Regions from separate parts of the Homo sapiens genome. Here region 1 is linked to region 2. Evidence: chromatin loops called from intact Hi-C (ENCODE). Cell type or tissue: GM12878. All regions are shown on one strand. Each heading gives the region's core, and the rest is flanking DNA. Links, peaks and the distances in the headings are about the cores only.

Evidence for each region. Peaks named below come from ENCODE experiments on the same cell type or tissue, not always from the same donor. Only the 100,000 strongest peaks of a DNase experiment are listed, where the experiment ranks them.
Region 1: it touches region 2 in a loop (4-fold over the local background); 57 of 110 quality-filtered maps call a loop at or near these places.

What each region holds. Positions count from the first base shown.
Region 1 is chr1:26,103,635-26,106,657 of GRCh38, reverse strand. No RefSeq gene overlaps it. Among named protein-coding and RNA genes, the nearest start is that of PDIK1L, 6.7 kb to the left of the region's middle. In GM12878, for the core only: a CTCF peak has its summit at 1,520 (motif pointing left); a DNase peak (open chromatin) is centred at 1,465; H3K27me3 peaks cover 150 bases.
Region 2 is chr1:26,318,141-26,320,918 of GRCh38, reverse strand. CD52 (CD52 molecule) reads right to left here. Exons shown (of 2, transcript NM_001803.3): 2 at 396-748. The coding sequence ends at 617. It also overlaps a transcript of UBXN11 not described here. Among named protein-coding and RNA genes, the nearest start is that of CD52, 1.6 kb to the right of the region's middle. RefSeq lists enhancers at 1,955-2,054, 1,196-2,181, 2,555-2,704. In GM12878, for the core only: no CTCF peak of the experiment used is centred there; DNase peaks (open chromatin) are centred at 1,168 and 2,067; H3K4me3 peaks cover 2,388 bases; H3K27ac peaks cover 2,236 bases.

The DNA of each region.
Region 1 (3,023 bases), core at 200-2,699, 210 kb after region 2:
GAAGTTCGAGACCAGCCTGGCCAACATTGTGAAACTCCATCTCTACTAAAAAAAAAAAAAAAATACAAAAATTAGCCAGGTGTGGTTGTGCACACTTGTAGTCCCAGCTACTAGGGAGTCTGAGGAAGGAGGATTGCTTGAACCTGGGAGGTAGAGGTTGCAGTGAGCCGAGATCTCACCACTGCGCTCCAGCCTGGGTGACAGAGCGAGACCCTGTCTCAAAAAATAGAACAACAACAAAAAAAAGAAAGAAAGAAAGAAAAAGAGCCTAAGTCTTATCAAGCCAAAATCTAATTACCAGTTTTCGAGAAATATGAGGGATAGACAAAGATCATAATCAGTCAAACTCCAAATGTGGAGCATGCTACAGGACAGGACAAGTGTCCTGGATTCTCCAGTAGATTCATGATATAGAAGTAAAACTGGACCGTGGAATGTGAAAGTGACTTACCAAATGCAGTAAACTCATTTGGATCACGATTCAAATGAGTCAATTTGTCAAAAGATGTCTTCAGAAATTTAAATATAGGTTAGGCACGGCGACTCACACCTGAAATCCCAACACTTTGGGAGGCTGAGGTGGGCAGATCACTTGAGGCCAGGAGTTGGGTGAGACCAGCCTGGGCAACACAGTGAACGACCCAGTCTCTACCAAAAAATGCAAAAATTAGCCAGGCATGGTGGCACAAGCCTGTAGTCCCAGCTACTTGGGAGGCTGAGGCAGGAGAATCACTTGAACCCAGGAGGCAGAGGTTGCAGTGAGCGGAGATTATGCCACTGCACTCCAGCCTGGTCTAGAGACAGAGTGAGACCCTCAAAAAAAAGAAAGAAAAAAAGAAAAAAGAAATTTAAATATGAACTTAGATCAAATTAAGTAATTATTGTTCTTTTTTGTTAAGTGACACAGTGTTTGTGAAAATAAGTCTTTTTCTTTCTTTCTTTTTTTTTTTTGAGATGGAGTTTCGCTCTTGTTGCCCAGGCTGGAGTGCAATAGCGCAATCTCGGTTCACCGCAACCTCTGCCTCCCAGATTCAAGCGATTCTCCTGCCTCAGTCTCCTGAGTAGCAGGGATTATAGGCATGCGCCATCACGCTTGGCTAATTTTGTATTTTCAGTAGAGATGGGGTTTCTCCATGTTGGTCAGGCTGGTCTCAAACTCCTGACCACAGGTGATCCGCCCATCTCAGCCTCCCAAAGTGCTGGGATTACAGGTGTGAACCACAGTGCCTGGCCGAAAATAAGTCTTTTTCAATTCAGCACACGTGCATTATGGATGAAACGAAATGAGGCCTGGAATATACTTTAAAATACTCCACTATCAGCACAGCAAACAGAGAGGGGAAGATTGGCAAAATGTTGATAGTTGTTGAAACTTAGTGCTGGGCACGTGAGGCTTATTATACCATTCTACCTTTGTGTATGTTTGACTCTTTCCATAATAAAAAGTTAGACAATCACGCTCAAAAAAGGAAATGAGTATTTTGGACAAATGGGAACTTGGATGTAGCAAGCCTGCCCCCTGGTGGCAGGTTCCATTAGTGAAGCTGATGCTCCAGTCTCACTAAAGCAGGTCTGAATTCCCAGACCTGTCAAGATCCAAGTCCTTTATCCCGCAAGAACCCTACGAAGTGGAGAATATGAGCATAGCCTTTTACATCTGGAGAAACTGAGACTCAAAGGGACTCAGTAACTTAGGTTCCTAATAAGTCACTGGTGGAGCCAAGACTCCTGGAGTCTTTGGACTCCAGGTCCCCAGCCCCATAAATCAACATGAATCTGAGCCTTACTTTTCCTATCTGAAGAGAGGTCACATGGGAAGAGGCAAATGGGCTGTCCCTAATTAGAATGGGTCCACAGGAAGCAGATTATCATGGAGCAATTTTACCTATAAACTATAGATAAATAAATACAAATCGGTAATATAAATAAATAATAGGTAATATTCATACTAACTTCTGTGCGAGGCACTGTGCAAAGTACTGTTTATAGAGTGATCTCATCTAATCTGCACAGTGACCCTGTAAAGCATGTGCTATTATTGTCCTCCCTTTTACAACTGAGGAAACAAAGGTTCTAAGAGGTGAAAGAACTTGTCCAAAGTCACACAGGCACTTCAATTGGGGTCTAACTGCGTGTGTGTGTGTGTGTGTGTGTGTGTGTGTGTGTGTGTGTTTGAGATGGAGTCTCGCTCTGTCCCCCAGGCTGGAGTGCAGTGGCACAATCTTGGCTTACTGCAACCTCCGCCTCCTGGGTTCAAGCGATTCTCCCACCTCAGCCCCCTGAGTAGCTGGAATTACAGGCGCCCGAGTAGCTGGAATACAGGCGCATGCCACCACTCCTGGCTCATTTTTGTATTTTTAGTAGAGATGGGGTTTCACCATGTTGGCCAGGCTAGCCTTGAACCCCTGGCTTTAAGTGATCTGCCCGCCTTGGCCTCCCAAAGTGCTGGGATTTCAGGCATGAGCCACCATGCCCGGTTGTGTGTGTGTGTGTTTTAAAAGACTTTATTTTTAGAGAAGTTTTAGGTTCACAGTGAAGTTGAGTGGAAATTACAGACTTCCCATATACACCCTGTCCCCAAGGCACATCTTGGAGTCTTTCTTCCCACCAGATTGCTGACCCTGAATTTCTCCTCTGGAGAAATTATGAGAGGCATCATTGATGCATTGTTAGAGACCTAGTACCCACTGAGCCAACCACAAGTTGTTATCAAAATGCCACAATGAGGTCATTAAGGGCGACTGGCTAGGCCTGTCAGTGAATGTTTCCGGAGCAGCTCCTAACTGCTGTAGCAGAGAGAATCCCCGACAGTGTCCCCTCCCTTCTTCTTCCCAAGCTTGGGGAGCCCCAGCCCCATTTCTTTTCTTTTCTTTTCTTTTTTTTTTTTTTTTTTGAGATGGAGTCTTGCTCTGTTGCCTAGGCTCGAGTGCAATGGCACAATCTTGGCTCACTGCAACCTCTGCCTCCTGGGTTCAAGCGATTCTCCTGCCTGAGCCTCCTGCGTAGCTAGGATCATAGGCATG
Region 2 (2,778 bases), core at 204-2,703:
GCTGGGGATCTAAATACCTTGTTGAGGGGTGTCCCTGGGACTGGGGATTTCCCTGGATCTGTCATTCTGAAGACACCCAGGTAGTGGGGTAGGGGCTCTCTGAGCCTGGGATGTCCAGGGTGGTGGCATCTCTAGTACCATCATTCCCAAACACCCAGGGATGGATGAAGCAAACGCAACTGCAGGGTTGGTGAGGCTGCCAGGTTCTGGGCCTTGTCCCTGCAATGTGCTTCTAAGGGGAAGGGCCCTCAGCATTGGAATTTAGGTGGGGAAGCTGGGGGCTGCTCCCTGGTGCCAATTTCCCTGCTGATGGGGACATGGGAAACTCCCTGGTGCTGCTGCACAGCTGGCTCTTGGGGCGTAGGGATGTCCAGTAACCACAAGCAGGACCCCACTGCAAGTACAAGGGTAACTTTATTGACCCCCAGCTGGGCACTGCTTGGCCCCTACATCATTACCCCCCTATTTTGGCTGTTGCCCCCATGGCACTGCCTGTCAACTTCTACAACCTGGTGATGTCTGGCATCAACCCCTCCCAAAGATGGAGGGGATTCTCTTGCGAGTGATGGTGGCAGCTGTTTCAGGGGGCACAGGGCTAAGGCTGAGACGTGTCACCTCAACTGAAGCAGAAGAGGTGGATTATGGCATTGGCCACGAAGAAAAGGAAAATGCCTCCGCTTATGTTGCTGGATGCTGAGGGGCTGCTGGTTTGGCTGGTGTCGTTTTGTCCTGAGAGTCCAGTTTGTATCTGTAGGAGGAGAAGTGGGATAAGATCAGGGGACTTTTTTTTTTTTTTTTAGAGGTGGAGTCTCACTCTGTCACCCAGGCTGGACTGCAGTGATGCGATCTCGGCTCACTGCATCCTCCACCTCCCGGGTTCAAGTGATTCTCCTGCCTCAGCCTCCTGAGTAGCTGGGACTATAGGCACGTGCCACCACGCCCGGCTAATTTTTCTATTTTTAGTAGAGACGGGGTTTCACCATGTTGGTCAGGCTGGTCTCGAACTCCTGACCTGGTGATCCACCCGCCTCGGCCTCCCAAAGTACTGGGATTACAGGTGTGAGCCATCGTACCCAGCCCTCAGGGGACTTTTGAATAGCGTGTTTGTTATTTAAAGATGCAGTCCCCTTTCTACCCTCCCCGCCCTCCATCCGCCCACCTCCATAAAACAGTCCTCAGTTCTGCCCCATGTGACCACTACTTCTTCCACAAGGTCCTGTCAGGATGTTTGACTGCTTCCTGCTTTGACACAGGCAGGGACAGAGGTGATCACTGCCCCTGTCCACCCCCTTTCACAGAAACTTTCTGTTTTTTTGAGATAGAGTTTCGCTCTTTTGCCCAGGCTGGAGTGAAGTGGCATGATCTCGGGTCACTGCAACCTCCACCCCTCAACCTCCCGAGTAGCTGGGATTATAGGCAGCCGCTATCACGCCCAGCTAATTTTTTTTTTTTTTCCGAGACAGAGTCTTGCTCTGTCGCCCGCCCAGGCTGGAGTGCAGTGGCGTGATCTCGGCTCACTGCAAGCTTCACCCCCAGGTTCACGCCATTCTCCTGCCTCAGCCTCCCGAGTAGCTGGGACTACAGGCGCCCGCCACCACGCCACGCCCGGCTAATTTCTTTTTGTATTTATGGTAGAGACGAGGTTTCAATGTGTTAGCCAGGATGGTCTCGATCTCCTGACCTCATGATCCACCCGCCTCAGCCTCCCAAAGTGCTGGGATTACAGACGCGAGCCAGCGCGCCCGGCTCGCCCAGCTAATTTTTGTATTTTTAGTAGAGACGGGATTTTGTCATGTTGGCCAGGCTGGTCTTGAACTCCTGACCTCAGGTGATCCGCCTGCCTCGGCCTCCCAAAGTGCTGGGATTATAGGCGTGAGCCACCGTGCCCGGTCACAGAACCTTTCTTTTCACCTTTCCCCAGCGACCAGCCCTTCTGGCATAGAGGGAGACAGGGGAGCCCTGGCCCTTGACCTTCCTAGCCTGGCAAAGGGCTTAGCTTCCCTGAGCCTCAGTTTCATCTTCTGAGTGGGGAGAAGTTCATCACAGTTGTGAAGGTCACATGAGCCAGGGCTGAGTGAGAAAGCACTTGGCAAAGCGTGGGTGGCTGGATGTGGGGTGGGGAAGTGGCCAGATGGTGATCGAGCTGTCCTTAATGCTTGATGGAGCTGCAACTAGAACTGTTCTTGATGGAGATTAAGCTGGTTTTGATGGTGATCAAGCTGTTCTTGATCAAGAACTTGATGGCTCCGGTCTGCTGTACTGACTCCCCTCTGGGCACCTGGGATGCTACCAAAGCTGCCTCCTGGAATAGCAGTCGCTTTTGAGACTCCAGTTGTTTCTGAAATGGGAGAGTCCTGTCTTCTTTGCATTCCTGAACATCCAGGCTTCTCTCTGGCAGGGGAGTGGGGGTTAGAGTGTCCCCTGTCACCTCCATAACCACAGCAGGCTCCACTTGGACATCTCCTGGCCTCTCCCCAAAGGACCATCTCCCCAGACTCCCTGTGGGCCGATGCCTTCCTCACTCAGGGTTGTCTTCCCAAGTCTCTTAGTTCTCTATTATTCCACAACACCCCTTGGGTGCCCCAACGCGCCTAGCACCCTGTAAGTGCTCCCCAGCTGTGGATACAGGTTTCTCTCAGGGCAGCCCGCAAGCAGTGCAGCCCCAGCCAGAAGAGCTGGAAGGCTGGGCGGCCAGGCCCGCTGTGTCCCCAGTTTTCCTGTTGGAGTCCATCTGCTGTGCTCTCAGGAGAGAAGGCTGGGTCTCTGGGAGCTCACATC